Linked DNA regions of Homo sapiens: region 1 is linked to region 2. Evidence: chromatin contacts called from ENCODE Hi-C or POLR2A ChIA-PET data. All regions are on one chromosome and are shown on one strand. The core of a region is the stretch at or near the end of the contact, and the rest is flanking DNA. Distances in the headings are between cores, read along the strand shown.

Region 1 (5,815 bases), core at 573-3,072, 1.2 Mb before region 2:
AAGAAAGTTAAAGATGTCTTACAATTTAGCACGATATAGTTTGATTGATTCCTGTCATCAATGTGAGATAAGTAATAGGTAAAACATTGTCCTCTTTCCTCTCTACTACCTTGTTCCACACTCCAAGGCCCATGGGACCAGGTGGCTCACAGGATTTCAGACCCATTCCTCCGCAGGAACCTTCCCTCCCTGCCATCAGTAGATGGCTGGGTCACTTTTGCCCACCACAGGCTCACCAGCAATGTTAAGTGCCACACTCAGCAAAAGGGACCAAATGACCATGTACATAGATGGAGGAGCCCTATGGGCATCAGTTCCAAGAACCATTTAACTTCCAGTGATGTCTGAGGGGTCCTCCACCAGGAACTCCTTCTCAACAACCAGCAGTCCCAGTACTCTGGTGAGGGTCTTCTCCTCAGATCTCTATAAAGTGCTCCAAGTTGAAGGTTTTTCTTCAACTCTTTTCTGTGTAGTTTTTGTTTTGGTTTTTTGGTCACCCAGGCTGGAAATGGTGTAATCACAGCTCACTGCAGCCTCAACCTCTGGGCTCAAGAAAACCTCCTATCAGCCTCTCAAGTAGCTGGAACTACAGGTGTGCGCCACCACACCAGGCTAATTTGTAAATTTTGTTGAAGAGATACAGACTATATTACCCAGGCTGGTTTCAAACTCATGGGCTCAAGCAATCCTCCTGCCTTGGCCTCCCAAAGTGTTGGGAACAGGCGTGAGCCACTGTGCTTGGCCTACAGTTTTCTTTACTGTTGCATAGTGTTTTCTTTACTGGCCTTTTCCTTTCTTATGCATTTTAATCCTTTTTTTTTTTTTTGGAGAGGGAGTCTCACTCTGTCACCCGGGCTGGAGTACAGTGGCATGATCTCGGCTCACTGCAACCTCTGCCTCCCGGGTTCAAGCAATTCTCCCTGCCTCAGCCTCCCAAGTAGCTGGGACTACAAGCACCTGCCACCACGCTTGGCTAATTTTTGTATTTTTTAGTGGAGACAGAGTTTCGCCATGTTGGCCAGGCTGGTCTTGAACTCCTGACCTCGGGTGATCTGCCCACCTCGGCCTCCCAAAGTGCTGGGATTACAGGTATGAGCCACCATGCCCAGACGCATTTTAATTCTAATTTAGTAAATGGCTCAGCTCAACCAACACCCCCACAAGACTATAAGTTGTGGGAGAGCAGGGATACATCTGTTGCAATCACTAATATGTGCCCAGCACTCATCCAGTGCCAGACATACACCATACACCTAATGAATGAATGGGGAGACACAGGACCTTTTTTTCAGGTTCTTCCCATCATCTTTAGTCTTTACTTCACTTATTAGATCCAGCTGATCTTTCACTATTCCAATCTCATTCTCAATTTTAAAATTCTCAGCTTATTTAAAAACAGTCAGTTATGAGACACACCCTGCCCTACCAGGAACTTAAGCTGTCTGCTATCTGCGGACACATGACGACATGGGGTGTCTGTTTCATGGGCATGACTAAGTGCTCTGCATTTAGCAGGCAGGCGATGTTCAGGGCACAACTCCAACTACTATGTGTTGGTTTTCCATGCTCTAAGGAGAAAAATTTTTTGCAACTTGGTAATAAAACACCCTTTTGTCTTTCTGATGCTGGCTTCCTATAAGCAAGGGTCATGTCTGCCTGTGCTAGGAATCTGATAGGCTGCATCCATATACTTGTATCAGAATGTCCCTCTGGAAGTTTTTTTTACACAGTCTCATACTCATACACTCAGTCATTCAGATAGAGACGCTACAGAGATCCTCCTCCTCGTGGTTCAGAGACCAAGGTCCAAACAGAGGTAAATACTCAGTCGTGGTCACATACAGCTTGGTGGCCAGAACTTGTGGGAGAAAAGAGTGCTTGGGAACCACAGAAAGATTCTGGCAAGATTCTGGCCACAGCCACCTAGTCTTCCTGACACAGCTACCCAATTTAACACCTCACACTCATTCACATTATATCCTCTAAAAGAGAGTAGGAAGTGCTCAAGGCAGCCCAAGAACATGTCTTAGCTGGATTCACCACTGGCTGACAGGAGCTACAGAAGCTCTTTTTCGAGTAGTGGGAATGGGAACCTTATTCCTCTGTGCCAGCACCCAGTGCAGTACCCACAACTGAGTCTAAGCTCTCAGCACTGCCCCAGACCCCAGACCCTGAGACTCACTGCAGATAAACACCCTCAGCCAGAAGAACCAGAGCTAGTTGGGGTAGGGCCAGTAAGTGGCTCGCATCTGCCAATGACCAGGCACTCCCTTCCTCCCAGTTGTGATATGTGGGACTCTCAAGTGATGGGCAGAAGTAAAATGTCAGGCCAGGTAGGTGCAGTGGCTCACGCCTGTAATACCAGCACTTTGGAGGCTGAGGCGGGCAGATCACGAGGTCAGGAGTTCAAGACCAGCCCGGCCAACATGGTGAAACCCCATCTCTACTAAAAATACAAAAATTAGTCGGGCATGGTGGCGGACACCTATAATCCCAGCTACTCGGGAGGCTGAGACAGGAAAATTGCTTGAACCCGGGAAGCGGAGGCTGAGACAGGAAAATTGCTTGAACCCGGGAAGCGGAGGCTACAGTGAGCCAAGATCACACCAGTGCACTCCAGACTGGGCGACAGAGCAAGATTCTGTCTCAAAAAAAAAAAAAAAGAAGAAGAAGTAAAATGTCAAGTTATCAATAATACCTAAAAGGTAGTGACCTTTGTAGCCAAAATATATTAAAGCTACCCTAGAGGCAGGTATATTTAAAGTTTATCAGATCAGTCATCAGGGATATAACTAGGAAATCAAAAACATTATACAGTAACTGGCAAGGACACCAGGCATCCAAGGGTAAGGTTCAGCAGGTAAGGATCCCACTGGCCCCTCCCATCACCACCACCAATACCATCCCCCAGGAAGATGCAACCAAAGGATGTTGCTTGGTGGGAGGAAAGGGGAGATGCCCATGAGGAGCCAGGCCCTTATGACCCCATTCTGTCCAGACAGCCTTATGGAACAGGCGGCTCTGTTCCACTCAGGCTGCCTCCCCAGAGCTATGAGTGCCCACGCACACAGGGAACTCAGTTAATAAATGCTTTCCACTCAACAGATGTGAAGAACAAATGCACATGGGGCACCAACTCAATTTGCCATAAACTTAATGTTTCCTCATCCATAGAAAAACTCACAGTGAATGAAACTTTCAGATATATATATTTTTAAGTACCTCTGTTTTTAGTTTTAAGACAGGGTCTCACTATGTTGCCCAGGCTAGTGTGCAGTGGCTATTCACAGAAACAATTATAGCTCACCAGCCTTGAACTCCCCAGTGATCCTCCTGCCTCGGCCTCCCAAATAGGAGACTACAGGCACAGGCCACTGTACCCGGCTCTGAAACTTTCACACATCTTAACCTAAAAACTCTGAAACAACAGCTCTCTATTAGTTTTTGCTTCCCAAGAATAAAAGAAAAGTTGGGAGACTCAACCCATTATTAACCACACAAAATTTGGCAGAGGTAGCCCATCCCACCACTCCTAGGAGCCCCTACTCCCAAATAGCTACGCTACCTAAAAATAGTAGTTAAGCTGTTAAATTGCTATCATTTGCCACAGTCATTAAAACATTTAAGGAATGGCCAGGTGCAGTGGCACACACCTAGAATCCCAGTACTCTGGGAGGCCGAGGTGGGCAGATTGCTTGAGCTGAGGACTTCAAGACCAGCCTGGGCAACGTGGCAAAACCCTGTTTCTACAAAAAAGTACAAAGTTCAGCCAGGCATGGTGGCGCATGCCTGTAATCACAGCTACTTGGGAGGCTGAGGTGAATGAACTGCTTGAACCCAGGATGGTGAGATTGCAGTGAGATTACAACACTGCACTCCAGCCTGGGTGACACAGCAAGAACCTATCTCAAAAAAAAAAAATTAATTAATAATAATAATAATAAAGAAAATGGGATATTCATTTTGAAACCAGATTAAAATAATAAAATACCATGTTCCTATTTTAAATGGTTTTGGAAAACATAAAAAGCAGAAATATTAACCACTTCAGGTTCAATCTAGCAAAAATCACTTTGACAAGTTAAATATTAACTGTCAGTCCAACATTAATATAAAGTTTCTGAAAGGTTAACCAGTTTAAAACTGCTCAATATCATGGCCAACAGGATGTACTCAACACAGTGGAAAACAGTGGTGTGAAGTCATTGTTTATTTGAGCTCCAAATATTAAAAAAAAAAATGGCAAATGTCTCTGCTTCTAGTTAAAAACAGGCCTTTTTGACTCCTTGGCGTCAGATGAGAAAGGTCTGAAGTCAAGTGACTGGTGAAGATTCAAGGTATCACCCTAAAATTAAAAGTGCTCAGTTCAGGGGACAGATAGGGTTTCCCTGACATGGGACAGGTTCCTACCTAAACTGCAGGCAATGTGGAAATACCACCAGTGATATGGAGGGAGCCCCAGGACCATCAGGGAGCTGGAGGACCAACCAAAGGGAGCCAGGGTCACATATACAGCAAGAGATTTAAAGGTAAAAATACGTGGGAGAAAAAATACCACCCCTGAGAGGCAAGCACTACACATTCTATCAAACATAAAAGCTACTTTGAACACTTCTCTCACTTGGAAAATTCTTACAAATTCTCACTTATCACAGATAAACAAAGGGCAGTGGCTTCTGCTGGCGGTGGTTTGGTTTTTTCCAACAAAGACAGAAGCAAAGGTTTAAAACCTAGGTATAAATCCACCCAGGTGCAGACATGTTCTAGGGAAAGGGAAGAAAAGCAAGGTTCAAAACCCAGAACAGTCATTCTCCACTGAACCATGGCTTTTAATCTGAGTAGATTTTAACATGGTACGTAATGGGGCTCACTGAAAGAATTCCTTCTACATTCCACTGAAGTCCATACACTGCGTTAAACATTATTTATTACCGAACAGTATACTTGACTTTGAAGATGGTTAAGTTTTATATTGTGTTTTTCACAATTTAAAAAGGTGGGTTTGGGGTTATTTTTATTTTTTTTTTGAGAGACAGTCTCTCAATCTATCCCCCAGGGTGGAGTACAGTGGTACAGTAATAGCTCACTGTAACCTCAAACTCCTGGGCTCAAGTGATCCTTCTGCCTCAGCCTCCCACAACTGGGACTACTGGTTCACAGCACCATGCCTGGCTCATTTTTTAATTTTTTTTTTTTTTTTTTTTGAGACGGAGTCTTGCTCTGTCACCCAGGCTGGAGTGCATCAGCACAATCTCGGCTCACTGCAACCTCCGCCTCCTGGGTTCAAGAGCTTCTCTCGCCTCAACCTCTCCAGTAGCTGGGATTATAGGTGCCCACTATGACGTCCAGCTAATTTTTGTATTTTTAGTAGGGATGGGATTTCACCATGTTAGCCAGGCTGGTCTTGAACTCCTGATCTCAGGTGATCTACCCACCTCGGCCTCCCAAAGTGCTGGGATTATAGGTGTGAACCATCATGCTCGGCCATTTTTTAGTTTTTATTTTGTAGAGACAGGGTCTCACTATGTTGCCCAGGCTGGTCTCAAACTCCTGGTTCAAACAATCCTCCTGCCTCAGCCTCCTCTAGCACTGGGACTATAGGGACAAGCCACTACAGCCAGCCCCTAAAAAAAACATTTTTAATGGTTAAGATGGTATATTAAAATATAAGCCTGGACAACATAGTGAGACCCCCATCTCTACAAAAAAAAATTTAGGCCAGGCATAGTGGCTCACACCTATAATCCCAACACTTTGGGAGGCCGAGGTGGGTGGATCACGAGATCAAGAGATGGAGACCATCCTGGCCAACATG
Region 2 (5,718 bases), core at 2,494-4,993:
AACCAGGTAATTTATAAAGAGAAGAGGTTTAATTGGCTCATGGTTCCACAGGCTGTATAGACTTCTACTTTTGGGGAGGCCTCAGTAAACTTACAATCATGGCAGAAGGCAAAGCAGGAAGGAGGCATCTCACATGGCTGGAGCAGGAGGAAGAGAACGAATGGGGAGGTGCTATACACCTTTAAACAACCAGTTATTGCAAGAACTTGCTACCAGGAGAACAGCACCAAGGGGGATGGTGTTAAACTATGAGAAACCACCGCTGTGATCTAGTCACCTCCCACCAGGCCCCACCTCCAACATTGGGGATTACAATGTCACATGATATTTGGTGGGGACACAGATCCAAACCAAATCAATCCATCACAGTAAGAAATGTATACTTACGCTGGACGCGGTGGCTCATGCCTGTAATCCCAGCACTGTGGGAGGCTGAGGCACATGGATCACGAAGTCAGGAGTTCGAGACCAACCTGGCCAACATGGTGAAACCCCATCTCTACTAAAAATACAAAAATTAGCTGGGCATGGTGGCGTGTGCCTGTAATCCAGCTACTCAGGAGGCTAAGGCAGGAGAATCACTTGAATCCGGGAGGTGGAGGTTGCAGTGAGCTGAGATTGCACCACTGCACTCCAGCCTGGGGGACAGAGTGAGACTCCATCTCAAAAAAAAAAAAAAAAAGAAAAGAAATAAATCTACCTCTACATCAAATAACTATCAAATTTTATAGTATACCTATGTTTTGATTGACATGTACTACTAACTGTGATAATAACTCAGTTCAAGAGAAACAGATTAAAACTTTATATCCTATGATCCCAGGAACTTTGAAAAATCCATTTATTTGCATATTTCTGATGATGAAAAGTAGAAAAGCATGATCAGTAACTCACCATCAAGCATAACATTGAAATAAAAGTTACATGGAGAAAGCAGAATGAAACGTTCATTCAAGGAGAAAAAGAAATGACATACAATTTCTAACTGAGTTCATCCATGTGGCTTTCAAATATACAATGTAAAATCAAATTGCCATAGAATGTAAATTCCATGGGTTATGTCTAAGATAATGATTTTTATTTTAAAATAGTAATATTTAAACTAGGCCAGTAATTGAGTTATTTGTAACTATTTAAACTTTTTTTTTAAGACAGTTTTGCAGGCAACCCCCTTTGGGTCCCCTCCTTTGTATGGGAGCTCTGTTTTCACTCTATTAAATCTTGCAACTGCACACTCTTCTGTTCCATGTTTGTTCCGGCTCGAGCTGAGCTTTCACTCACTCTCCACCACTGCTGAAAGCCAACGTCGCTGACCCACCATTGGCTTCCACACCTCCGGATTGGGCAGGGTGGCTGCTATGCTTCTGATCCAGCGAGGTGCCCATTGCCACTCCCAATCAGGCTAGAGGCTCGCCATTGTCCCTGCATGGCTAAGTGCCTGGGTTCATCCTAATCGAGCTAAACACTAGTCGCTGGGTTCCAGGGTTCTCTTCCGTGACCGACGGCTTCTAATAGAGCTATAACACTCACTGCATGTCCCAAGTTTCCATTCCTTGGAATCCGTGAGGCCAAGAACCCCAGGTCAGAGAACAAAAGGCTTGCCGCCATCTTGGGAGCGGCCTGCCACCATCTCAGGAGCTCTAAGAACAAAGACCTGCCTGGTAACAGCTGTTGGCCCGTACAGGTATTCTCCAAAGTGGTGAGTAATATTGAACCACTTTAGCTTGCTATCCTGTCCTATCCTTCCTTAGAATCAGAGGAAATACCGGGCACCTGTCAGCCAGTTAAAAATGATTAGCATGGCCACTGGACTTAAGACTCAGCTGTGAGGCTTTCTGGGAAAAGGCTTTCTAACAACCCCCAACCCTTTGGGGTTAGGAGCGTTGGTCTGCCTGGAACCAGCTTCCGCTTTCACAATTTCCTGGGGGGAAGCCGAGGGCCGACTAGAGGCAGAAAGCTGTCGTCCTGAACTCCCGGCATTGGCTGGTTGAGATCATGGTGCAGCCAGAAGTCTCTACTCAACAGTTGCCCACGTGTGCACCCCTACCTTTCCTTCTGACCCATACCTCCTGGGTCCCGACCATGACTTTCTTGAAAGTGTAGCCCCAAAAATTCTCCTTACCTCTGAATCTACTTCCTCCAATCCCTGCCTCCTAGGTACTAATGCTTCAGACTTTCATTTCCTCTCCCAAGTATTAGAGCAAGTTGTATCTCCAAAGAGATCTAAGGAAGCTCTATGCTGTGGCCTTAGATATCTAGGCTATGAACCCAGGGAGTCTTGCCCCTGGTGTCCCTCCCAATTTAGGTATATAGCTGTCAACATGGGCTGTTATGTGGGACCCATTCCCCACCACCCTTGCCAGGGCCCCAAGTTTGTAAATAGCTAGGAAGATCGCTCTCCCATTGTGTAAGATGCTCTCCTCCCCTAATTTCTACCCAGTTTACTACCCCCTGCAATACAATCTCCAAGCCTTGGCTCCTTGGCCAGGCCCTTAGAACTGATAACCCAGTATTTTAACAACTGGAACTGAGTCTACAACAACATAATAGATCAGGATGAAAACGAATTTGAGTAAATTAAAGGGAGGCACATGTTCCTATAGTGGCAAACTGGGGCAACAAGTGAACGTCCTTCCACTGCGTTTCCAAAATCCATCTAAAAAAAGACAGACAGAGAGAGGAAGAGGCAGAAAGTCAAAGAGAGAAAGAAAGAAAAAAGGGAAAGAGAGAGGTAGTAAAGAAAAAACAGTGTACCCTATTCCTTTAAAAGCCAAGGTAAATTTAGAACCTATAATTGATAATTAAAGGTCTTCTCCACGACCCTATAATACTCCAATACTACCTTGTTGTCAGTGTAAACAAGGGCGTAGCCCGAAAACACTGAGACCACTGACAACCCATAGCCTTCCTATCAAAAATCCTGAACCCAGTAACCCGTGGATGGCCCAAATGCATTCAATCTGTAGTGGCAACTGCTTTGCTAACAGAATAAAGTAGAAAAATAACCTTTAGAGGAAACCTCATTGTGAGCACACCTCACCAGTTCAGAACAATCCTAAGACCAAAAAAAAAAAAAAAAAAAGGTAGCTTACTAGCTCAAAATTCTTAAAGTATGGGGCTATTCTGTTAGAAAAAGGTGATTTAACACCAACCACTGATAATTCCCTTAACCCAGCAGATTTCCTAACAGGGGATTTAAATCTTAATTGCCATGCAAAGGTCCAACCAGACCTAGGAGGAACTTCCTTTAGGATAGGACGATAGATGGTTCCTCCCAGGCGATTGAGGAAAAAACCACAATGGGTATTCAGTAATTGATAAGGAAACTCTTGTGGAAGCAGAGTTAGGAGAATTGCCTCATAATTGGTCTGCACAAACTGCGAGCTGTTTGCACTCAGCCAAGCCTTAAAGTACTTACAAAAAGAGCAAGCCCATCTTTTTCTCCTCGCTCTCCTTCTCGTAGGAAAAAGGCACATAGGATAAACAGGAGCCATCTCTCATATTTCGTACCCAAAAGGACTTAATCCAGGGCAACAAAATCTTAAGTTCGATAATTAAGGCATATTCCTACAAAGGAAAAGGACAAAGGCCCTAGTGGGCAAAAACTCTATCTCAATCCTGACTCAAAAGGTTACCTACACCCTCTCTGAAACGAATTTGCATAAGAACTGTTGTTTATGAAAATGCATCTTGATGGGGCAACTGGGTTGTTATGAAATACTCAGAAACCCAGCCCAGCTCTAGAACTCACTCCTGAGTGCAAAGGCAATGTCAGGCACGCTGGTAAAGGACCACTAGAATCCAGCAGCCCAGACCCCTTTCTTTGTGGTCAAGAAGGGCAGGAAAACAGGTGCAGGACTGCTACATCGGTGAGTGTAACTAATCTGATAAGCAGAGGTCCGTGGGTGGTTACGCACCCTGAAAAGGAATAAGCATTAGGACCACAGAGGACGCTCTAGGACTAATGCTCATCAGAAAATGACTAGGGGTGCTGGCATCCCTATGTTCTTTTTAAACGTTCCCCCCTCCCAGGCAAAAACGCCCCTAAGATGTATTCTAGAGAATTAGGACCAATTTGACCCTCAGATGCTAAGAAAGAAACGACTTATATTCTTCTGCAGTACCCCTGGCCACAATATCCTCTTCAAGAGGGAGAAACATGCCCTCCAAGGGAAGTATAAATTATAACACCATCTTACAGCTAGACTTCTTTTGTAGAAAATAGGGCAAATGGAGCGAAGTGCCATATGTGCAAACTTTCTTTTCATTAAGAGACAACTCACAATTATGTTAAAAGTGTGATTTATGCCCTACAGGAAGCCCTCAGAATCTACCCCCCTGCCCCGGCGTTCCCCCGGCTCCTTCCCCAACTAATAATGACCCCCCTTCAACACAAACGGTGCCAAAGGAGATAGAGAAAGGGGTAAACAATGAACCAAAGAGTGCCAATATTCCCAGATTATGCCCCCTTGAAGTGGTGGGAGGAGGAGAATTCAGCCCAGAGTGTGTGTACCTTTTTCCCTCTCAGACTTGAAGCAAATTAAAATAGACCTAGGTAAATTCTCAAATAACCCTGATGGCTATATTGATGTTTTACAAGGGTTAGGACAATCCTTTGATCTGACATGGAGAGACATAATGTTACTGCTAGATCAGATACTAACCCCAAATGAGAGAAGTGCCGCTATAACTGCAGCCCAAGAGTTTGGCAATCTCTGGTATCTCAGTCAGGTCAATGATAGGATGACAACAGAGGAAAGAGAACGATTCCCCACAGGCCAGCAGGCAGTTCCCAGTGTAGACCCTCAATGGGACGCAGAATCAGAATGTGGAGATTGGTGCCGCAGACATTTGCTAACTTGCATGCTAGAAGGACTAAGAAAAACTAGGAAGAAGCCTATGAATTATTCAATGATGCCCACTATAACACAGGGAAAGGAAGAAAATCCTACTGCCTTTCTGGAGAGACTAAGGGAGGCATTGAGGAAGCATACCTCTCTGTCATCTGGATCTATTGAAGGCCAACTAATCTTAAAGGGTAAGTTTATCACTCAGCTGCAGACATTAGAAAAAAACTTCAAAATCCGCCTTAGGCCTGGAACAAAACTTAAACTAAGAACTTGGCCTCAGTTTTTATAATAGAGATCAGAAGGAGCAGGCAGAACTGGACAAACGGGATAAAAAGAAGGCCACCGCTTTAGTCATGGCCTTCAGGCAAGTGGACTTTGGAGGCTCTGGAAAAGTGAAAGGCTGGGCAAATCGAATGCCTAATAGGGATTTGATTCCAGTGCGGTCTACAAGGACACTTTAAAAAAGATTGTCCGAATAGAAATAAGCCACCCCCTCATCCATGCCCCTTATTTCAAGGGTATCACTGGAAGGCCCACTGCCCCAGGGGATGAAGGTCCTCTGAGTCAGAAGCCACTAACCAGATGATCCAGCAGCAGGACTGAGGGTGCCTGGGGCAAGCGCCAGCCCCTGGCATCACCCTCCCCAGGTATGCTTGACCACTGAGGGCCAGGAGGTTAACTGTCTGCTGGACACTAGCGCGGCCTTCTCAGTCTTACTCTCCTGTCCCAGACAACTGTCCTCCAGATCTGTCACTATCCGAGGGGTCCTAGGACAGGCAGTCACTAGATACTTCTCCCAGACACTAAGTTGTGACTAGGGAACTTTACCATTTTCACATACCTTTCTAATTATGCCTGAAAGCCCCAT

What was found. A loop is a pair of places that touch in the nucleus more often than their neighbours do. ChIA-PET counts read pairs that join two places held with the same protein, here RNA polymerase II (POLR2A).
Region 1: a map of sciatic nerve shows a loop between it and region 2 (6-fold over the local background). The contact joins the enhancer-like site here to the promoter of SPINK8 in region 2. A Hi-C loop is called at or near these places in 1 of 168 maps with a recorded cell type or tissue (sciatic nerve). POLR2A ChIA-PET finds 5 or more read pairs at or near these places in 1 of 52 experiments (activated CD8-positive, alpha-beta memory T cell).

The regions. Positions count from the first base shown.
Region 1 is chr3:49,496,826-49,502,640 of GRCh38, reverse strand. All of the region lies in intron 1 of DAG1 (dystroglycan 1), which reads right to left. Among named protein-coding and RNA genes, the nearest start is that of DAG1, 29 kb to the right of the region's middle. Within about 2 kb of position 1,822, at least 22 of the 41 ENCODE cell types and tissues checked have a DNase peak (open chromatin) inside an H3K27ac peak, as active enhancers do.
Region 2 is chr3:48,331,686-48,337,403 of GRCh38, reverse strand. It overlaps SPINK8 (serine peptidase inhibitor Kazal type 8 (putative)), which reads left to right and starts at 3,743. Exons shown (of 8, transcript NM_001080525.3): 1 at 3,743-3,869; 2 at 4,933-5,038. RefSeq lists a silencer at 3,198-3,398.